4 separate regions of the Homo sapiens genome follow, and all the other regions are linked to region 1. The links are chromatin contacts, found by Hi-C or POLR2A ChIA-PET in ENCODE. All regions are on one chromosome and are shown on one strand. Each heading gives the region's core, a stretch centred on a gene start or an enhancer-like site at or near the end of the contact. The rest is flanking DNA. Distances are from core to core; before and after follow the strand shown. Region 1 has its middle 33 kb from the start of GMPR. Region 2 overlaps JARID2 (jumonji and AT-rich interaction domain containing 2). Region 3 overlaps DTNBP1 (dystrobrevin binding protein 1). Region 4 overlaps DTNBP1 (dystrobrevin binding protein 1).

Region 1 (5,943 bases), core at 1,705-4,204:
TGAGGCAGGAGAATCGCTTGAACCCAGGAGGCCGAGGTTGCTGTGAGCCAAGATTGTGCCACTGCACTCCAGCCTGGATGACACAGCAAGACTCTGAATCAAAAAAAAAAAAAGACTTATTGTTGTTAAAATGGCAATACACCCTCAAGTTATTCAATAGATTCAATGCAATTCTTATCAAAATCCCAGCTGATTTCTTTGCAGAAATTGACAAGTTAATTGTAAAATTTATATCAAAATTCAAGAAACCCAGAAAAAACAAAATAATCTTCAACAAAGAACAAAATTGGAGGAGTCACACTTCCCAACTTCAACATGTGTACAAAGCCATAGTAATCAAAATAGTGTGGTCCTGGCATAGGGTAGATGTATATAGATCAGTGTAGTAGAATTGAGAGTCCAGAAATAAACTTTCACATTTACAGTTAATTGACTTTCAACAAGGGTGTCAAGACCATTCAGTGGAGAAAGAATAGTCTTTTCAACAAATGATCCTGGGACAACTGGATATACACATGTCAAAAAAAAAAAATGAAGCTGGACCTGTCTCACAATGTGTACAAATTCAGAATAGAGAAAAGACCAAAACGTAAGAGTTAATCCAATAAAACTCTTAGAAGAAAACAGGGGTGTAAATTTTCGTGACCTTGGACTTGACAATGGTTTCTTGGATATGACACCAAAAGCATGAGCAATTAAAGAAAAAAATAGATTAATTGCACACAATTCAGCTAAAAAACTTTTGTCCTTCCAAAGACACCATCAAGAAAATGAAGAGACAAGCCTACAATGAATAAGAGAAAAAATGTGCAGATAATATTACACGTATCACAGCTCAACACCAAAACACCAAATAACTAAAAAATGGGCAAAAATCTAAATAGACATTTCTCTAAGGAAGATAAATGCATGGCCAATAAGTGCATGAAAAGATGCTCAACATCATTAGCCATCAGGGAATGCAAATCAAAACCATAATTAAATGTCATCTCACACCCATTAAGATGGCTAAAATTTTTATGAAACAGAAATAACAAGTATTGACAAGGAAGTGGCAAAATTAGAACTCTCATACACTGCTCATTGGAATATATAATTAATTGTGCACCTCCATGGAATACTATATAACCATAAAAAAGAATGAGATCATGTCCTTTGCAGCAACATGGATGCAGCTGGAGGCTATTATTCTAAGTGAATTAAACACAGAAACAAAAAACCAAATACTACATGTTCTCACTTATAAGTCAGAGCTAAACATTGGGTACACATGGACATAAAGATGGGAACAATAGGCACTGGGAACTCCAAAGTGGTGAATGAGGATGGGAGGCAAGGGTTGAAAAACTACCTGTTAGGTACTATGTTCAGTATTTAGGTGATGGGTTCAGCAGAAACCCAAATCAGCATCATGCAATATATACATGTAACAAACCTGTACATGTACTCCCTGAATCTAAAATAAACATATTTTTTAAAATAAAATAAAGTGGTGCAGCTGCCTTCGAAAGCAGTCTGGCAGTTACATGAAAGGTTAAACACAAAGTTACTGTATGAGCCAGCAACTCTATTCTTAGGTATATACCCAAAAGAAATGAAAACATATGTTCACACATAAACTTGTCCACCAGTGTTCACAGAATATTGTTCATAAGAGCTAAAAGGTAGAAACGGCCCAAATGTCCATCAATGGACAAATGAATAAACACAGTATGGTATTTCCATATAATTGTATACTTTTTGGAAGTAAAAAGAAACGAAGTACTGATACATGCTACGGTATGGATGAACTTTGAAAAGATTATGCTAAGTGAAGGAAATCAGTCACTAAGTGAAGGAAGCCAGTCACTAAAGACAACATATTGTATTATTCCATTTATAAGAAATGTCCAGAATAGGCAAATCTGTAGAAACAGAGAGTAGATCATTGGTTGCCTAAGGCTGGAAGGAATCAGGGAAGGCCCTGAGGAGTGATGGCTGATAAATAAGGAGTGTGGCAGGTTTCTTTTTTGGGTTATAAAAATGTTTTAAAATTGGTGTGATGATGGCTGCACAACTCTATGAATATATGAAAAGCCACTGACTTGTACATTCTAAATTGGTGAATTGTATGATCTGTGAATTATGTCTCAATAAAGCCATTGGGAGACAATATAAATAAATACAATCCAGAGACATTGTCCTGTGGGTAAATACTAAATAGAATCATTAGGCTGGTCTCTGGATTTGTCTATTCAATGCTTTCATGTTGGTTTTCTTTATCTTCCAGCTCCAGAAAAGGCCTGTAGTTCCAGCTACTGGGGAGGCTGATGGAAGGATTGCATGAGCCTGGGAGGTCAAAGCTGCAGTGAGCTGTGATCGCACCACTGCACTCCAGCCTGGGTGACAGAGTGAGACCCAGTCTCAAAAAAAAAAAAAAAAAAAAAAAAAAAAAAGCAAGCAAGCAAGAAAGAAAAAAGTGCTCGTTTCAGCAGCACATATACTAAAAATTGGAATGATACGGAGAAGACTACCATGGCCTCTGAGCAAGAATGACACAAAAATCCTGCAAAATAAAAAGCCTGAGCAAAGTGACTTGCCCAGGATGCCACAGTTCACAGTGGTAGAACCACAACTGGAAACCAGGACTTTGACTCCCAGGCAGCTGCCCCTTCCACGAGTTCCATGTCCCATGTGCATGCTATGTTTGTACTGGGGTCAATGGCAACCGTCTTATTTGGATATTCTTATTTTCCTCTATGCCCTGAGAAACCTGGTTTGTAGACAGAAAAGGCTGATTTTTTGCTTCTAAAAGCTTAAGTTGACATTTTGTGTTGTTTTGTTTTGTTCTCCTGGCCCAGCCTAACAAGCATTCACATAGTAGACAACACATGCTTGCTGGACCTTACTTCCTGTCTGGTGACCCAGCTCCCTAGAGACTTGAATCTCAAATAAATGTTTCTGTCAGGAGGCTGAGCTCCCAGCTGTGCAAATTGGTCACAGATGTAATTGCATTTGCCCTCTGCCCTGGAAGAAAACATGCCTGTGGTTGGGGGTTTAGATGTCTCAGAATGAAAGACATTACTCCTGACTCTGGGTAATAGCCGTGACGCTCAAAATAAGCTGCCACAGAGACACGCCATAGTGTTGCCAGATGTACAGGGCTGTTGCTACCCAGAATCTGGATCTGCACAGCCAGTTACCAAACTGTGGCCATGTCATTGGCCAATCAGGCATAGTCAAGAACCTAGCTTTTCCACTGGCTCCTCATACTTTCAAACATAACTCCATCCCCTCTTCTCCTCTCCCTAATGCCCACAAGATCTCTGCAAAGAGCTCTAATTCCAAGTTCCCTGAATGGCAGACAATGGCAGCCCTAGGACATCTACACTGCACAGGCTGCAATTGCTAGAATCTAATTAAAATAAACATTGTAACAAGCTGCTGAGCCCCGCCCAGTGCCTCAGGAGTGCAGTGATGTGACACATCTCACTGCAGCCTCCACCTCCCACCCTCCAGCAATCCTCCTGCTTTGGCCTCCCAAAGAGTGGAAACTACAAGTGTGTGCCACTACACCTGGCTAATTTTTGTACTTTTTGTAGAGATGAAGTCTCGCCATGTTATCGAGGCTGGTCTTGAACTCCTGGGCTCAAGTGGTCCACCCACCTTGGTGTCCCAAAGTGTTGGAATTACAGGTCTGAGTTACTGAATCTGGCCAGATAGATATTTTAAACCCAGTATTTGTCTGCCTTTCTTCCTCAGTAGAATTTGAATGTACCAGGTGGCTGCTAGCTACACACCTGTGTAGGATGAGGCTTATCCTATATGTCTGCCCTATTTGTCTTGTTAAATCATATTATTATTCTGAACGCTTTCCTTCTAAAGCAGACAACCAAAGCATAGGGTATTAGCTCTTCTTAGTCCTTTTCCAATCCAAACATTTAGACTTCTTTCTGCTCACCCCTGGGCAGTATCACCCTCATCAATTTCCTCTTAATTGACTAGAATGAATTGTAACTATCCCCATCAGCAATCACATCTGTTAAGGATTGCAGAGTGCCATTGTTGTACGGGAAGAGCATTTCATTTGAGCCACCAAAAATTTACTAACGTGTGGACACAGGGACAGATACAGAGGATTGCAAACTCCAGTTTCTGAAAAACTCGATTCCAAAGCAAGGGAAAAGGTGCCCTCTAGTGGTAAACACAGCACACTACACCACAGCATCCTTATTCCAGACCGGAAGCCTGGCTATTTGAATCCTATTTTCTGTTTCTTCCAGAAACCCTGAGGTCCAGACAGGATGTGACACATGAAGGTTTAAGTGAATTAAAATAGGCTGCTGACATCTAAGGCCAGGAAGAAATAATGAGTACGGATCCACTTTCACTGAGAGCAACCATCTCTGCTAAGCCACTTCTTCAATTTGGTGGCAAGTAACCAACTATCTGGAATGAGCAAGAAATATTCCCTTCCGAATTCCTTGAAAAATGTGGGGCTTAATTTAGAATATTCAAGTTCTTTTGACATACGTACTAAGACTATACAGTTTTTATAAGTATTCTAAAAGCCCGTATAAATTACAGTTGATTGGGAACTTTTAATGTAATAATTGAGTCCTGACATAAGAGACAGTGCAATGCTCAGGAAATAATGCTGGCCTGAAAGCTTGGAGATATGGACTCCGTGACACAGCCTCTGCCACTAACTAGGTGACTTCGGGCAAGTCCTTCAACATCTCTGACCTCCGTTTTCCCGTTAACAAATGAAAGAATTGGACTAATAATTTCTAAGCTTTTTCAGCTCTAAAATGATCTAATTTGGCCAGGCGCGGTGGCTCATGCCTCTAATCCCAGCACTTTGGGAGGCCAACGTGGGTGGATCACCTGAGGTCAGGACTTTGAGACCAGCCTGGCCAACTTAGTGAAACCCCATCTCTACTAAAAATACAAAAATTAGCCAGGTGTGGTGGCGTGCACCTGTAGTCCCAGCTACTCGGGAGGCTGAGGCAGGAGAATCGCTTGAACCCGGGAGGCGGAGGTTGCAGTGAGCCAAGATTGCACCACTGCACTCCAGCCTGGCAACAGAGCGAGACTTCATCTCACATAAATAAATAAATAAATAATAAAATTATCTAACTTATAAAAACTCTTTTAGGAGAGTTATATTTTGAAATAATATCTTTTGGGGATTTGTGTGTATTTCCTTCATTAACCCCAGGGTACCCTCCCTTAGCCCACTACTAAATAAAAACCAAGATTCAGGACGGGCGCAGTGGCTCAATCCCAGCACTTTGAGAGGCTGAGGCTGGTGGGTTGCTTGGGCCAGGAGTTCAAGATTAGCCTGGCCAATATGTCAAACCCCATCTCTACTAAAAACACACACAAAAATAGCTGGACGTGGTGACGCACCCCTGTTGGGAGGCTGAGGCACGAGAATCGCTTGAACCCAGGAGGCGGAGGTTGCAGTGAGCTGAGATCGTGCCACTGGATGCACTCCAGCCTGGGCAACAGAGCGAGACTGTTTAAAAAAAAAAATAGTCAAAGAACTAGTCGAACTAAGGGTGAGAAAGATGAGAATCAGCCCATGGAACATGCTTTTGCTGTCCATGAATCTAGGAAATACCAGGGCTGGGGAAAGGAGAAAGAGGAGTTAGAGAGGTGAATTACTCAAATGAGAAAAAGGGCCTGGATAGGTAGAGGTAGGAGGTCTCAGAGAGAAGTGGGAAGGAAGATCCTCAAAAGGACAAGCTTCCATGTGTGTCCACACACCAGCTCACCGCTCCAGCCCAGCCCTGGGGACAAGTATCTCTCCTGAATAGAGGGGAGGATGTGCACGCCTCCTGGAGGAGTGGGGACATGAAGAAGCATTTATTTTAGCTCCTTTCCACTGATTACAGAAGCACTAAAGAGAACAAGTTGGGAGCATCTCCACGACAGGGAGGGCAGGGCACTGCCACTGGT
Region 2 (5,690 bases), core at 2,937-5,436, 850 kb before region 1:
TAAAATTTTTACTCAAAGTGATTATGATTTTGTTTTGCCTATTAGGTGATTTTATATCTAATGTTAATACATTCTAGAACTTTCATATGGGGATAAAATACTAATAATACTAATAATTATTCACACACAGTATTTCAAAAGTAATTTTAAGTACAATTTGATTTTAGGTTAGTTGATTTATTTTTGCTTATGTAAAAAATCACATAAGATTCACTGTTGTAACCATTGTAAAGAGTACAGTTCATAGACTTTTAGTCCTTAGTGCATTCCTTCCTTCCTTCCTCTTGCTTTTTTTTTTTTGAGACAGTGTCTCACTAGGTCACCCAGGCTGAAGTGCAGTGCTGTGATCCCGGCTCACTGCAACCTCTGCCTCCTAGGCTGAAACGATTCTCGTGCCTCGGTCTCCAGAGGAGGTGGGACCACAGGTGCGTGCCACCACGCCTGGCTAATTTCTGTATTTTTAGTAGAGACGGGTTTTGCCATGTTGGCCAGGCTGGTCTCAAACTCCTGACTTCATGTGATCTGCCCACCTTGACTTCCCCAAGTGCTGGGATTACAGGCGTGAGCCAGTGTGCCCGGCCACTTAGTACATTTCTGGAACTTTTTCATCACTCTCAAAGAGAAACCCGATATCCATTAGCAGTAGTCCCCCCTCCTTTCCCAGCAACCTCTGGCAGCCAGCAATGTATTTTCTGTCTTTGTGGGTTGGCCTATTCTGGAGACTTCGTAGCAATGGAATCCTGCAATATGTGGCCTCTCTGCCTCCCTGTTTCCCTAGCTATGTTTTCAAGGTTCATCCACGCTGCCCCATGAAATCTTTTTTACGGCTGAATATCCTATTGTAAGTATATGCCATATTTCGTTCATTTATTCATCATTTGATGGACAGTTGGGTTGTTTATACTTTTTGGATATTATGTATAATGCTGCTGTGAACATTTGTGTTCACGTTTTACATGAGTGCCCAGGAATAGAATTGAATAATTCTATGTTTAACTTTTTGAGGAACCCACACTTGGCCTAAGTAGCTTTCCCACAATTGCTGTATGAGGTTTCCCGTTTCTTCATCTTCACCAACGTCTGCTGTTTTTCTTTTTGTTTTTATTATAGTCATTCTAGTGGATTTGTCTTAAGTTCACGTCTATGGAATCTTTAACAAGTACATATATTTTAACTTCCTATTTGTCACGTAGTACATTGTGTTTCATATGTAAGGGAGAGCATTTTTTTTTTAGGCAAATTCATAAATATAAGCTTGAAGTGGGAAGAAATGTATTATAGTTTTATTAATGTGCACATTTTCCTAATGTAAATACAGGAACAAAGTAGAGACAAGCGACTGAGTTGTTTTCATTATCTCATATTTTGGATTCTTGTTATTTATGTTAAAAAGTTTGTTTTTGGGCTGGGCGCAGTGGCTTATGCCTGTAATCCCAGTGTTCTGGGAGGCCGAGGCAGGCGGATCACTTGAGGTCAGGAGTTCAAGACCAGCCTGGCCAACATGGTGAAACCCCATCTCTATTAAAAATACAACATTACCTGGTCTTGGTGGCACGTGCCTGTAGTCCCAGCTACTTAGGAGGCTGAGTCAGGAGTATCACTTGAGCCCGGGAGGCAGAGGTTGCAGTGAGCTGAGAGTGCACCACTGCACTCCAGCCTGGACAACAGATTGAGACTGTCTCAAAAACAAACAAAAAACAACAACAAAAAACTTTGTTCGTTTCACAGTTACTTGGCTATGTGTTCTAAGTACCTTTTGCTCAGTGCAGAGTGAAAGACCATCTCTAGGGAACGAAGCCTTACTGGCAAGACTAGGGGCTGCTGCAGCCAGATGTCCTTCATGGCCTAGGAAAGTCATGCGTTTTTTCATTGAGTATGTAAAGTCTTCATGAAGTACGCTGAATAAGTGCAGCCATAAGCATACATCACATGGGATTTTGCAGTAATGAAGTTAACAATTTTTACAACAGTGCAACTTTGGATCAAATAAAATACAGTACAATTTACACGGGCTTGGTTTCTGAGGCAAATGTGCCCTTATTTTTATGCTCTGAATTCATTCTTAGTCTTTAATCACAGGTTCATTATGGATGTGATTTAAACATTACATGTCAGTGAACATAAATTATAACTTCAAACTGATACTCAAAATGGGTCTAGTGTGGGTCTAGATGGACAACTGTCTTACATGTTCATTTAAGAGGTATTTGGAGACTGAAGCTGTTTGTAAAAGGGAAAAGTCTCTCTAAGCAAATGTTATTTATTGATTTTTTTTTTAATTCGCCAAGTTGAAAGACCCTTGGTCGAGAAATTCTGTATCAAATTTAGGGGAGATAATCAAAATATAGAAAAATAAGAAATCTTTTCTCAAATCTTTAAACTGTAGATGGTGGGATTTTAAAGAAACTCTTCTGTTTCTCCTGCAGAAAGTGAGCTGTTTCCGGATGCTATGTTGTGTCTTTTAGGACGACACTGGCATGCTGTATATCCTTGCAGCAGCCCTCTGCAGACCCACGGACACCCCCTTCTCTTGTTTAAACATCTTCCAGATGTGTTTCTTTGTATCACACTGACAAGCAATTCCACCGTCTTCTGAGTTTACTGTTGTCCATGTAATTTTGTTTATGATGTTTTTGTGCTGGTGGTTTTTATTGTGCTCTGCATTCTGACTCAGGAAGCCCATCTCCTTTTTCTATTTACGGTAATTACTAGAGAGCATTTTATTTTGGCCTCTGGGGCGTGTCTGCTGTGTTTCTTTGTGTGGGCATGTATGTTAAAATTGGAAAGTGTTTTCTTTGAGGTCAGGGCTTTTGTAAGGTGTTCTAAGAAGTTTGTCAAACCCCAACTAGCTTTAAAAAATTTTTTGTTTGTGTAATATAACCTGTTTACTATTTCTGCTTATAAGCGTTTCTATCATCAACTTTAATGTTAGTAGGAAGAAAAACTTTCTCATCTTCATATATTGACTTTAATTAGTGATTAGTTTCTGGTGATGAGATATATTGAATCAAAGATGGTCTGGTTTTTCCAATATCTCCTTTCTGCTATTATTAAATAAATGAAGAATCACAACAGAGTTTCCCGATACTGGTACTAACACACTGTTTTTGTGTTGTTGGTGGATTAGGACTGAATTACCTCTGACTCAGAGATTCAGGGTTAATGAGATTTTCATCATTGAGTTGGGGCAACCGAAGCTTTGAATGGATGATAGCAGATTGATTCTGTTTCTTGAAGCCAGTAGGTGCTCGTTTTATGTTTCAGTGAATGAAAACTTGTGTCCACTGTAACCTTTTTGCTTTTTCTGAGAATAGTGAATTCTCATTTTCAGAGAATTACTGTCAAGAAAAACATGTATCAAGCCATTCCGTGTGCTCTGTTTAAACAGTTACCTGGTTTCCTTAGTTACAAAGGTTTCCCTTCTTTCTCTCTACAGTTAGTTACTAAGCTTTTAACGCGTACCAGTCTTGATGTTAAGGAGTTGTCAGAATATAGATTTTTTCATGCCAGGAGGCTGATTTGGGAGATGGCGGGACTGAATTCTAGAGCAGCCATTCTGAGTTTATAAGATCTCTGGCACAGGCCATACCCCAACCAGTTAAGTCAATGTGAGGGTGAGGAAGTCATTAAGTGGTTTCCAGGGCGGCCATGCCTGACCACTAGTATTCTAGGAGAGTGCTCCCAGTGAGTGCTGCAGAAGCTTGAACACAAACCACCAGCAGTGGTGATAAGAAGACTTGTTAGAAAGGTAGGAATGTAGCTTTCTAGGAAATGCAGTGAAGAATGTTTTAGGGAGAATCTTTGCTTCAGGAGCTCAAGGATTATGGAAGAAGAAATTCAAACCACAGTGTGTAGGTATAGCAGCATGGTGTGACTCGCAGGTTGGTAAATAAAAACTTTTCTGAGTGGGAATGATTTTCTGCAGTCTCCCTGCAAGTCGTAGGGTTTACTCCTTTGGATGTTGCGCTGCTGTATACTTTACTGTCCCAACAGCTTTTCTGACGGTATGTCCTGCCCCTGATGTGGCATCCAGAGGTTGCTCTTCTGGATTCTTCCTGGATTCATTGACTGGAGAGAAAGTTCATTTCACTGCCACACACATATTTTTGATTTGCGGCCGCCTGAAACCTGAATAGTCTTGGTGTTGCTCAGAGAGTATCTCATGACTATATTTTTAGCTACCCGCGTGGGCAGGCCCTAGGCAGTGTCACTTCACTCACTCGGCCCCTCATTTTTCTTATTTGCATTGAAAGCCTAAGTATAAATAAGGCTATCTGTGGGTAGCGGTGGGGGGTGTGTGTTAGAGAGAGGTGGGTAGGGTTGATTATAACCTCAGCGGGTATTAGAATTTCCCCACCAGCAGTGACAGATGGATTTCTTTTTCCTTTTTTTTTTTTATTTGAGATGGAGTCTCCCAGGCTGGATTGCAGTGGCACAATCTCTGCCTCCTGGGTTCGAGCAATTCTCCTGTCTCGGCGTCCTGAGTAGCTGGGACCACAGGCACCCGCCACCATGCCTTGCTAATTTTTGTGTTCTTAGTAGAGATGGCATTTCACTGTCCTGGTCAGGTTGGTCTTGAACCCCTGACCTCAGGTGATCTATCTTCCTCGGCCTTCCAAAGTTTTGGGATTACAGGCGTGAGCCACCACGTCTGGCCGACTGATGAATTTCTAAGTCCTCCACTGTTACATTAGCAAAACCAAAACCTCATCTCTTATGAGTTAGGGCTTGTGATGTCAAATGTAGATTTTCAGAGAATGGCTCTTGAGTAATTTCTCTTTCTATCCAAGACTCTTCTGTGTTAGTCATTCTTTATATTTTATTTATTTCTATTTTATTCCTTTATAATATTTAATTAATTAATTTTTTTTGAGACTGAGTCTCACTGTGTAGCCCAGGCTGAAGTGCAGTGGCATGATCTCAGTTCACGGCAATGCCTCCTGGGTCCTGGTTCAAGCAGTTTTCTTGCCTCAGCCTCCCAAATAGCTGGAATTACAGGCATGTGCCACCATGCCCAGCTAATTTTTGTATTTTTTGTAGAGACGGAGTTTCACCGTGTTGGCCTGGCTGGTCTTCAACTCCTGACCTCGTGATCTGCCCGCCTCGGCCTCCGAAAGTCCTGGGATTACAGGAGTGAGCCACTGTGCCCGGCCTATTTATCTTATTTTTATGAGACAGGGTCACACTCAGTTGCCCAAACTGGAGTATAGTGGCTCAATCATAGCTCACTGTAACCTCAGAATGCCTGTGTTCAAGCGATCTTCTCACCTCAGCCTCTTGAGTAGCTTGGACCACAGGAGTGTGCCGTCATGCCTAATTTTAAGTTTTTAACTAATTTTAAATTTTTGTTGTTGTAGAGATGAGGGTCTCTTGCTATATTGGCCAGGGCTGTCTTGGACTCCTGGGCTCAAGCAATCCTCCTACCTTAGCCTCCCAGTGTGTGAGAATTACAGACATGAGCCACTGCGCCCAACCTAGTCTTTCTTTTTTAAAGCATTGTTTTCCCAAAGGCTCTGAAAACCTTGTTAGCCAAAAAAAGGCACAGCAAGGTCCGCCAACCTTGACTTGACTTCACTCCTGACTTTTAAATCAATACATAAAGGCTTTTGTTTATTTTTTGTTATTTTGCTCTTCAGTAAATTAGGGCACCTAAATTTATATTCTGAGTTTCGATTAAAACCACCCAACTA
Region 3 (5,778 bases), core at 879-3,378, 580 kb before region 1:
ACTATGACCTGGCTGGTCTTGAACTCCTGGGCTTGAGCGATCTTCCTGCGTTGGCCTCCCAAAGTGCTGGAATTACAGGTGTGAGCCACCCCACCCAGCCTACATTGTTTTTTGTTTTATTAAATGAAAAACTGACTAGGAGATTCAGCTTGGGAGCTAGTACTCCTAGTACTAAAGAAGCAATATTCAGCTCATTCTGTTATAACTAGTCTGACATGGTCTTAAAATGTATAAAACACTATCATAGCTAATAGGATTATTTAAAAGGCTGTTTCATTTTGATTAGTGATAAAAACTAGAATAGTTAAATTTAATATAGACTCCATTTAACTCTAAGCTACTTGGTGCATTCAGTATCGTGCATGTATGCTTAGCATATGGGGGACGGGTTAAGAGCTAGGCTTTGAAGCACAAGCTTAAAAACCCAGCTCTGCTCCTGCCAGATGAGATGCAATGTGATACCTCGTCTGTGAAGAGAGAGCTAACAACACATATCTTGCAAAGCTGTTAAAAGGATTAAATGAGCCGAAGTACCTAAACTTAATACTTGACAGTAAATAATTAATGTTTGAATATAAAAAATAGAGAAAATTTTTAGATTAGCTAAGTTTTATATTTAATAAAAGTGATTGAAAACTAATAATTTCATTGACCAGTAATGATCATGATGTAAACAAGATCTATGGATCTATTAGATCAAAATGTCAACAACATTTTCATTTTTATCTTACAAACTTACACACCTATAAGTTATTTTCCAGGCTATAGTCTTAGACTTAAGATCTCCTACAGGTAAAAGGAATTAAATTTCAAATGATTTTTCTGAAAAGAAACTATGTAATGGAGCCAACAATTATTCTATGCTGGAAAATGTGTATGTTCTTTTTACCTCTTTAATCTTTATCTGGACAGATGGCAATTTCCATTTAGATTCTAGCTCTGTTGGTTGACTACAGAGCTAATGAGGCCAGGAACTTAAATGAGGTTGATCTCTAGGCAGGCCAATTAATTTCTCACAGACAGAAATTCTGTTCTAGGTACAAATTGTACTTGCTGCCCTAGTCACTCTTTTGTTAATAACGTGGGGACCAGATGAAAACATGTGAGTGGTTTATCAACCTGGAATTCCTAATGAGAAACAAACTGTACATACTTCTGAATAGGACGGCCTCATGCTCTTGTGCTGAATGACAAATTTAGACTAAAAATGCTTGAAATAGTCCGTGGTCATTTTACTGCTAACACCAAATTCATATTTATGTTCTCCCCTTTAAAAAGCTTCACAGGCTCCCCAGCCCTTTCAAGTTAAACTCCTTATCATTCAGAGAGCTACTGCTCTCTGGCCACAAACTGTTTACTTCACTTCTTTCCTTCACATATTCTACATTACAGCAAAACAAGAGGAGTACTGAGCGTTGGTGCCTCCTCCTCCTTGCCTCTGCCTGTCCCTAACCCCGGCCTGTCTTTTCAGGCTTAGGCCAGTGGCAGCCCGCCCTCCTCCCACAGGGCTCCCTTCCTCTTCTGTGCTTCCCCAGACCTTTCAGCCTCACACAGGACTCACATTCTGACTGATATCATCCAACCAGTTGTGTACTCTCATATCTCTCAGGAATCAGTAAGGGCCTTAAAGGTGCAGACTGTATTTTTGCTTTTTTGCTATCCCCTAATAACCCTGTCTGTTGAATTCAATAAAGAATAATTTCTGGTGATAGAATGATTTTATTACTCTAACATGTAAAATAACTGAGAAGGCAAAACTATTCATGGTCATCTAGTTTAAATATTAAGAGACTATGCCAAATTTTGTAAAAGAATAAACATGAGCAGAGAACTTAGAAAACATTAAACAACATGATGATACTTTTAGTATATTAAACCAGGTCACATTATCAGTGACTTAAAACAGAAGAAATGATGAAAATTTTCCATTTTAACACTTAGCAGACTTGAAATCAGTAACAAAATATAAAATAATTGCATTGAAAAAAATAAAGGTTCATCCCCTTATATTAAACTTAAAAAAGCTCTTCATATAATAATGACAAGTACATACGTAATGTGTATTCCGAATATTTTATGTTGAATTTAAGTTAGCAGAAATTTAATTTCCCTGTCACAGCCTGCTCATTTCCTGTTGCAAAACAAGTTGCATATATGAGTACATTTGGTAACCAACTTAGGATGCATATACATAAAATACTAGCAGGCCTCCATGGACACAAATATACCTTTACAAGAAGCTCAAGCCTCACCATTTTGCTCGCTATAACAACCGCATATGTCTCATTTAGTGATCAGTGAAAGAGATAGGTAGAATTTTATTGTGAAAAGCCATTTGGGAATGCCTGACAGCTGTGCAAAAAAGAGCTTCACAAATTTTTGCAAGAAGGCCGTCCCAGAGGAAAAGCAATTCTGTTTGGAATTTTTCTTTGTGCCATTTGTTTCAAATACATATCATCTGTAGTGTAACCACTGATATATAAAGAATGAAGCAGCACACTAAAATTATTTCCCACTTAATGAGTTATTTTCTAACAAAATAATTAGCCTTATGGAACAAAGAACTCTCCTTGGCTGCAAACCCATAGGTCACAGAGGCCAGGTACTGAAAGACCACAAGACTGTTCAAATGCTTACGTTACACTTTTATGTACTAAGGTAATAAGGTAATGATGGTATGAATAAGGAAACTTTAAGAAGTACATTAACTTGCAAAAGCCATTATGGAACAAATGAGATCTATGTAGTAGCCTAAAAGGTGTCTAAGAGAATTAATGTGCCTCTTGAAGGGTCTAGCCTCAGAAAGGAACCTGGACATCTGATAATCTAGTCCATGAAAAACTGACAGAGCTATGATAATCTCTTTGTTAGATGCCCTCTAAAATTCTGTACAGAAAAAAGCAAAATAATACTGTATCAGGCTAGGTCAAACCAAAAGAAAAACACAAACTCAGTATACGGCTGCTATTCTCTTATATCTAAGAATTCTTATCTAAGAGTTAACAGCATCTTCTGGCTGGGTACAGTGGCTCAATCCTGTAATGCCAGAGCTTTGGGAGGCTGAGGCAGGAAGATCGCTTGAGTCCAGGAATAGTCTGAGGCTGCAGTGAGCTATGATCACATCACCATGCTACAGCCTGAACAACAGAGTGAGACTCTGTCTCTTAAAAAAATTAAAATTTTAAAACAAAAACAAAACCCAGAATCTTCTGTTCTAGATGAAGGGAACAGTCTTTTAAAAATAGGTCATATAAAATAAACTAAGAGAAAATTCAAAGACAAGGCTTTAACATTTTGAACTTCAATAAAGGAATAGGATTATACTACCCTCTAGTGGAAGTTCAAGATAATTCAGTATATACTTTTCAAACATATTTTTCCAGTTTTATGATTAAAAAGCACTGTGGTTTTTCACAGAATAAGAAAGTGCATAGAATCTGGATAAAAATATTCCATTGTATGCTTACACACCTTCAATGTACAGAATACTAATATCACCACATTGAATCTTGTGGTTTTGCATTCTAAACTGTTTTGCAGCACAAGCTAAACTGCCTAACATCCATCCAAACCCTCGTGTCACAGAATAATGGTTTTGTGAATTCGCAAAGGCTAGAGAGGCCCCCATTAGAACGTCAGCATCTTGATGGCAGGTGCCCAGCCTTGTTCACTGCTGTGTGTCCAGAGTCTGTACGCAGTGCGTGGTGCGTGGCAGATGCCCAGCATGTACCAGGCACTGTGCTAAGTGGTTACGTTTGTCATCTCCTTTAATCCTCCAAATACCTACAAGACAGGTATGCTCATCGTCATTTTGCAGACAAGAAAACTAAAGCTTGGAGCCATTGAGAAATCTGCACAGTTTTTAAAGTGAGGAAGTTGGATTGGGAGCCAAACCCGATCTGTCAGTTCATAGCCCTTGTTTTCCAGTTCCCAGCATACCCTTATTACTTATTTTTAAAACGACAAACCTTACCAGTAAGTATCAATTAAATAGGCTCCTGTAAGCTGGACTGAAGCCAATATGAATGGATCATCTGTTGTAACTTAACAATTCCCAAGGGGCTAGGTACCAGGAGCCATATTAATGAAGCCATGGGATAACACAGCTAAAAGCATCATCAAAAGTCCAAATTGCTCACATAACATAAATCCTTTGCCCTTCAATAAAAGCAGGGCCTCTAGAGAGCAAAGTAAGACCAAAAGAGTGAAGCAGCCTGGAAAATGGAGGGACTGACAGGATATGGTGTTACATTTGACAGTGAAAGGGCAACAAGTTCAAAGAAGTTAGGGGGACCCTGTGACTAAATATAATCGGTTACCATTTTCTTCTAAGTTTGTTTTTATTTTTTATTATTGCTTAACTATTTAAGCTTTGTAATATTATGTCAAGGTATTTGGGTAATAATAGGAGAGATTTTGAGGCTTCCAAAAAAAAAAACCCAGTAAATGAGTAAGCATTTAAAACACTAAATGTTTCCAAAATCTAAGACTGATACATAAATGCATCAAAATGAATTCATAAAGTACATTAATGGTACAGATACATGTTTACACAACTCACTCCATCAAATTTGGCTTCAAAGTGTTTGTTTTCCTACTGTAAAGAATATCGTCAGCAATGATTCTATAAAGCTTAAATTGCTTAGCTAAAAGCCTCATGATTTTAAAACAACTCTCTCTGGGCTTATTCTAGGCCAACAAATACTAACTAGGTCTCTAAAATTCCAAGTTTTGATATGCTATCTTCCACAGTCATTCATTACTAATTATAAATATCAGGCAAATAACAGCAATAGATTAAAACCCAAAGGAAGCATGTATTTCAAAGGCTAACAGATAATTCAGATTGGCAATATATATGAAAAGCAACCATCCAGACATACCTTCTAAAAAAAACTGAACTAACTCTCTAAAAAGAGCTCAATATCGGTTAGACATAGATGAGAGGAAAAAAATGACTCAAATTAATTTAGCAGTGATTAACCAGAACAGTATATCAGATAATGTTTTAGCTTTCATTTGTCTTTAGTGTTAGATGTTCTCAGATTACTAAAAAAGAGAGGATTCAAGTGAACATTTGGAAGGCCTACCTTGTGCATTTAAGAAGCCAAAATGCAGTTTCTGAAGAATAAGGTCATGTGTCACTAAACATCAAACATTTTTCAGGATATTAGAATCCTAATTGGGAACGAACATACAATATATTCTATGAAAGACTTATAGAGACTGCATTTTCTAAACAGAATTGACTATGAAAATAATGAGAACTGTGGCAGAATGCATTTAATCAATAGAGTGGTATTAAGCAAACAACAACTATCCGTAAACAGATTTACTCTCAGCTGGGGAAATAAAAGAGGTTATCATAAGAGAACATGTCTGCAAAGAAACATACAACCAATGAAAAGCAAGTGACTCAAAGAGATACAGGAAGATGAGCTGAAAGAAAGTGGCTAAGAAGAATGTTCCGAACATCTTAAAGGCTATGTCCAAGGCTTGGGAAGGACCATTACTATACCTGTAAGAGGAAACCAATGCAGACGGCAATCACAGCCATTTTACACTTTTCTAAGACCCAGAATCTCTTTTCCATGCCCTGCCTTCAGAAATAACAAAACACTGACCCTGAAAGGCATGGCAACAGCCAGGGGACTTGAAGAATACAGTTCATAGAGACCTACTGAGAGCTCCCATCCCACTGCCTCATCACCTCATCCTACTGCCTCATACTGATATTGAGGATATCATCAATGTGGTTGGAATCCTAGATGCATTTAT
Region 4 (5,361 bases), core at 1,246-3,745, 650 kb before region 1:
AGGCCGAGACAGGTGAGTCGCTTGAACCCAGGAGGCGGAGGCTGCAGTGAGCCGAGACCGCGCCATTGCACTCCAGCCTGGGCAACAGAGCAAGACTTTGTCTCAGGGATTAAAAAAAAAAAAAAAAAAAAAAAAAAGGGAACCGAAATATCGCAATCCAGAAACAGGCTGGATGTGGGTGGCAGGTGCAGTGGACGTGGTGTCCTGGCAGCTGCCCTTTCCGTCAGCCCTCCTAGCCACCTCTGGCACCCCCGCAGCAACTCTGGGCCTCCCCTGTTGAGGCTCATTGTCCTGTCCTCACTAGGTTGCATTATCTTTTTTTCTAGCATTTTATACTAAGCTAGCTGTCGACCAAACCGAAGCCTTGTGAAAAGTTTTAACAAGAGAAGATCCTTTCAACTCTTCAGAGCCAAGATTCAGTATTTTTAGGTTTAGTGTTTCCCAGGGACATTTGCATTTTCATAGGACACTACAGAATCTGAAAGGCCTTTGAAGCTCAAGGAAAAAAGCTACAGCAAGGAATCACTTTCAATCTTTTTGGGCAGGGCTCTTGCCCCTTGACCCAAGCCGTACCACCACCAGAGCTAGATCCTGACTACGCCAATCCCACCTCACTTCAAGAACTTCCTGTCCAAAGGTGAGGGAACCTGACTACTGATACCTGCAGCTCCCCACCGTCCATCAGTGTAGCTCCAGGAAATCAAAACCAGGTTTAAAATTTACCATTAGTGTAATGATTATCAACATTAATTAGAATTCAGATGCTAGATTTCCTTGGATTTTGAATGTCACTGAAGAACACTTAAAAATGTTCAAAACAATCACCTTTAGAGATGTTTCCACTCATACTGCCTTGATTTCAAATTAAGTAGTCCAAAAATTCTAATCTAGGACAACGAGTCTCAAACCTTTTCAAGTTTAAGAATGGGTATACTTTTTTGGCAATTTACGAGATAGTATGTGACAACAAAAATCTATTATGAATTCAGTAGCACTTTACATAGCTTTGAATTTTGTTTCCCACAACATTTACATATATTTCAAATAAAATACTGCATATACTTGCAATACAAAATATTTATCCAAAGCTCAACATGCTTTTGAGTTCAAAGGCCTCTTGTTATAAATATCCTCATGCCACCAGTTGGAAATATCCTGCCTCTAAAAGGTTCAGTGACAGCCAAATCTCAGCATGCTTGAAAGCTGATCATATCTGCTGGAAACCTCATTATTTCCAGAAAATATTTTTGAAATGGGGACATATCACTTTCAATTATAAGCTGTTGAAGGCTTATGAATAAGTGACTTATGAATAAATCAGTATTATGAATAGCTGTCTTGGTCCCCTCCCTCCTTCCACCAGGAGTCCTTCACTGCCAGCTAATGAGATGGGGATGAGAGGCAGATTCTGCCCCTCCCAGGCAGGCTGGTGTTGCAGCCCACAGGGATGACGGAAGATGGACCTGGAGAAGTTCCTGAGTCCACAAGCTGAGGAAGATGCTGCATGAGGAAGGTCGGAGCAGGGGAGCTGTCAATGTGGGGGCAGCATGCTGAGTCATCTGAATTTTGTCACCTTTCTTGAGATTTCACCAATTAGAGATTACATGTTTTAATATGTCCTTTTCAGTATGAAGAATACTATATTCAGGGGGCTCTGAGAAAACTAACATTCAAAGCTTAACATGAATTAGTTTATCAGGACCTCTCCCTTACTGCTTCTCTAAGATTAACTGCTCTATAGATGAAGGGGTAAATGAGCAGAAAGAGAGGTGATGTGAAAAAAAAAATGCAGCAGCTGGGAGACAGGACACCCCTGCTTGGGGCCCTCAGCAGGAGCTTTTGGCAAACCTGAAGGTATCAATGCCTTGGGACAAGGACGTGCAAAAGACAAGTATGAGATGCTGAAGATGTGCTACTTCTGATTCAAAATAGTGTTCAGAGATTTTACCCCTCACTCTTCCTGTTTTCTACTGGCTACAACAACCTTACGCTCAGTAAAGACGTATAAGAATAGCTTTGCAATGAAACTGCTATTCAGGAAGTATCCCTAGGAAGCCGCTTTTCCAGCTGCGGAAGAAGGACACACAGCCAACACCTGATGGTTCTCCAAAGAAGCCATGCCCTGACTTGTAATTGCCTTGACCCTTTGCTCAGACGCCTGCACTCAGCCAACTTCCACTCACCCTCCACATCTCAGCTCGACTGCCCCCTTCTCTGACAGGCCAGGGAGACCCAGGCTCTCTTTCCTCCACGCTCCCACATAGCTGGTACCTCTCCATTGCTACCACACACTTGCCCCCTATAGTTCCACTGGATGCCACGTTCCTCGAGAGCAAGCACTGTGTCTTTCAACATGGAAGCTTTAGTGCCTGTCATGGAGTTGGCGCTCGGCAACAGTCTGATGAAGGTACTGGTAGCAATCACTAAATGGGGACTGCACAGTAAACGCCAGATATCAGGAGCAGCCTCACAAGTACACAGGAGTAGGCCTTCAACTGGCTGCTTGATCGCAAAGCCACAGCCAGCAGTCACAGCAGGCCAGACGTTTGAGGTGCAGTGATGCAGAAGATAAACAGCACACAGCTCAGGAAACAGCAGCACAGCTGACGGGAAACACCAGCATGCCATTCTATGGGCTGGAAACAAACAAGTACAATCCTCATGGCTAAAAGTGGGAGCAGGAAGTGGCTACAAGGGGCTCTCAGGAACAGGCAACGGACAATGACATCAGACTGGTCCATGGAATCAGTGCAGGAGGTATCCAAAAACACCTGCACTTAAGATTCAGTTCAATAAAAAGTGACGTTACCCAAGGGCTATGGAAAAGCTGGCCAGGAAATCTGTAATGCATTAAAAATAGCATGCCAAAAATAAATCACATCCAAATGATCAATAAAATACACCCTCTGAACTCCTCCCCCAAATTCATACTCACAAAATGATGCCATGAACCTTTCTTTGGGGTTGACCACACCTGAAAGTAGGCAGAGAAGCTGAAGGAATATTGAGGGTTTATTTAGAATAGCACACAACCTATAAGCTGATATTATTTATTCAATGAAAGGTTTAACACATCCAAGATATTACAGGATTCCCTTACATGTACCCAATTAGTATGACAGCACAGCTGGGTGCAGTGGTTCATTCCTGTAATCCCAGCACTTTGGGAGGTCAAAGCAGGAGGACTGCTTGAGGCCAGGGGTTCAAGACCAGCCTGGCCAACATAGTGAGACCTCCTTTCTCTATTTTCTTGAAAAAAAGACAGCAAGTCATATACAAGAAGCCTATTATTTTGTAAGAAAAGTATAACTTATAAACTGAGCTAACATTCCTAAAATAAGACCCATATGGTTTTGAAAACTGTGATGTGATAATGTCCTTTTCATGAACTCTCCTGATAACACATGTTGATATTCCTTAGGATGAAGATTTGCCCATCAATTCAATACACAGAAATAAATTATTTTCATGGAATACTTTCAGGTCTTCTATGTTCTAAGCACAAAGTAGAAACTCAAAAGTGATTGTGAAATGAGTGAACAACGATTAATTAAAAAAATAAGAGTAAGAGGGTATAAGATTCAGGAAATACCCCCTTAAGGAAAAAGTTTCATCTAAGCTCAAACAATCATTTTATTTCATTGCTTAGTTTTTTGGTGTACGATCATCAACAGGAGAGGGGAGAAAAATCCAAAAACTCTTGCCAACTTATGAAAAAAGCAGTTTGCCTGAAAATCAAGTAAAACAAGTTGATGAAATGATTTGTAAAGTCAGGAATACTGCCCTGTTATATTTGCATTTCCTTTGTTTCTCATGAAGGGTTGCAGCCTGTAGGGTGGCCATTCTGACAGGCTGGGAAGCACAGCCTCAGGCCAGAAGCCAGACACAAACACTTTGAGGGAGGGGCAGAGGGAACAGAAATAGCATACAAAAAAGGTCCTGGATGAAAATACAAGATTTTTAGACATTTGAAAACATAAGCTTCATATTATGAAAGACGGTACCATACAAGATAGATATTGTTTTAAATTCAGATAAAATGGAACCACACAGCATTCCAGAGAGATGGTAAGTGGTAAGTGACTTGATTAGCATTTTGACATAAACTGTTTTAGGCCTTCCAAAGTCTTTTATCTATCTTTCCTCACATGCAGAGGAACAACTTCATTCTATTCTTCATGTGCAAAGCAGTTCAATGCTCTTGACAAGTGAGCTTTTTTTTTTTTGGCCTCAGACAGCTTTGCCATTTCTTAAATTTTCTTATAAAAGCCTATGTAGGTTCCTTAGAAGCAGACCCAGAGCCTGAAAGCTAATTCTTAAGTCGTTTTCATTTTTCTTTTTTCCTTCCTTTCCTAAGCCTAATTCCTTTTATTTATGATTTTGGGTGATGGGGTTCAGGACACAATACCCCAAAATATGGCACTGTGGCGTATTAGATATTTGAAGCTGAAAGAATCTGAGAAAACTGCAGAAACAGGAGGATCGCTCTCACCTTCCCCTTGCCCTTCTCCCCTGAGGCAGGCATAAAACCTAGGAAGGATCTTCTCATTTTCTCCTGAAGCAGGACACAAGATCCTCATGTGAGAGACGCCAACCCTACACATGGAGAGAAAGGACTCTATCTCAAATAAGAAGAAGATGCAGGGACACAGAGAGGAATCTGAACAAACAGAACTTGCTAAGTTCCCCCCAGTTGACTGCTATTACATCATACTCTTTGTCCAGTCATATTTCTACACAGCTGTCCACTCTTCATCAAGCCTAGCATGCAAATACATCAAGTTTCTGTCGCTTTGGGTCTTCATTTCTGAAGGCTCCCATGTCACATAAAACTTATATTAAATTTGTATGCTTTTTTCTTCTTTTTCTTCTTCTTCTTATTATTTGAGATAGAGTCTCACTATGTTGCCTAGGGTGGTCTTGAACTCTTGGGCTCAAGTGATCCTCCAGCCCCTGCCTCCCAAGTAGCTGGAATTACAGGTGCATACCACTATGCCCAGTGGCTTTTTTCTTATTAATCTGTCTTTTGTTATAGGGGTCTTAACCATGAACCTAGGATGGGTGAGGGAAAGATATTTTTCCTCCTGTCAACTGAAGAATGAGGTTCATAAATCTGGAAAGAAGAGCTTTATTTCTCATGAAGGGTTGCAGCCTGTAGGGTGGCCATCCTGACAAGCAGGGAAGCACAGCCTCAGGCCAGAAGCCAGACACAAACACTTTGAGGGAGGGGCAGAGGGAACAGAAATTGATGCTAAGCAGGGTGGCCACATGTACATATTCAATAAACTGTAGGAGGAGTCATGAATATTTATGAAAGGAGAAAGGTGCACACATGCAACGGAGCTTCATGCTCCTTCATGG

What was found. A loop is a pair of places that touch in the nucleus more often than their neighbours do. ChIA-PET counts read pairs that join two places held with the same protein, here RNA polymerase II (POLR2A). Pooled maps may share reads with other maps.
Region 2: a loop to region 1 is called in a map with no recorded cell type, with 10 times the contacts of the local background. The contact joins two enhancer-like sites. A Hi-C loop is called at or near these places in 1 of 168 maps with a recorded cell type or tissue (IMR-90), 1 of 37 single-sample maps with no recorded cell type and 4 of 50 pooled maps. POLR2A ChIA-PET finds 5 or more read pairs at or near these places in 1 of 52 experiments (WTC11).
Region 3: a loop to region 1 is called in a map of GM12878, with 3 times the contacts of the local background. The contact joins two enhancer-like sites. A Hi-C loop is called at or near these places in 1 of 168 maps with a recorded cell type or tissue (GM12878), 2 of 37 single-sample maps with no recorded cell type and 11 of 50 pooled maps. POLR2A ChIA-PET finds 5 or more read pairs at or near these places in 1 of 52 experiments (BJ).
Region 4: a map of endothelial cell of umbilical vein shows a loop between it and region 1 (2.6-fold over the local background). The contact joins two enhancer-like sites. A Hi-C loop is called at or near these places in 1 of 168 maps with a recorded cell type or tissue (endothelial cell of umbilical vein) and 1 of 50 pooled maps. POLR2A ChIA-PET finds 5 or more read pairs at or near these places in 2 of 52 experiments (BJ and GM12878).

Annotation. Positions count from the first base shown.
Region 1 is chr6:16,202,556-16,208,498 of GRCh38, forward strand. It overlaps the pseudogene RNU6-1114P. Among named protein-coding and RNA genes, the nearest start is that of GMPR, 33 kb to the right of the region's middle. RefSeq lists enhancers at 2,970-3,059, 3,270-3,479. Within about 2 kb of position 2,955, at least 9 of the 41 ENCODE cell types and tissues checked have a DNase peak (open chromatin) inside an H3K27ac peak, as active enhancers do; they include GM12878, where a contact is called at or near this core.
Region 2 is chr6:15,355,330-15,361,019 of GRCh38, forward strand. The region is part of intron 1 of JARID2 (jumonji and AT-rich interaction domain containing 2); the gene reads left to right. Among named protein-coding and RNA genes, the nearest start is that of JARID2-AS1, 110 kb to the left of the region's middle. Within about 2 kb of position 4,187, at least 2 of the 41 ENCODE cell types and tissues checked have a DNase peak (open chromatin) inside an H3K27ac peak, as active enhancers do.
Region 3 is chr6:15,620,388-15,626,165 of GRCh38, forward strand. All of the region lies in intron 5 of DTNBP1 (dystrobrevin binding protein 1), which reads right to left. Among named protein-coding and RNA genes, the nearest start is that of DTNBP1, 40 kb to the right of the region's middle. RefSeq lists an enhancer at 1,368-1,467. Within about 2 kb of position 2,129, at least 20 of the 41 ENCODE cell types and tissues checked have a DNase peak (open chromatin) inside an H3K27ac peak, as active enhancers do; they include GM12878, where a contact is called at or near this core.
Region 4 is chr6:15,549,381-15,554,741 of GRCh38, forward strand. The region is part of intron 7 of DTNBP1 (dystrobrevin binding protein 1); the gene reads right to left. DTNBP1-AS1 (DTNBP1 antisense RNA 1) reads left to right here. Exons shown (of 3, transcript XR_007059478.1): 1 at 1-5,361. Among named protein-coding and RNA genes, the nearest start is that of DTNBP1-AS1, 6.0 kb to the left of the region's middle. RefSeq lists a silencer at 1,618-1,912 and an enhancer at 2,354-2,902. Within about 2 kb of position 2,496, at least 6 of the 41 ENCODE cell types and tissues checked have a DNase peak (open chromatin) inside an H3K27ac peak, as active enhancers do.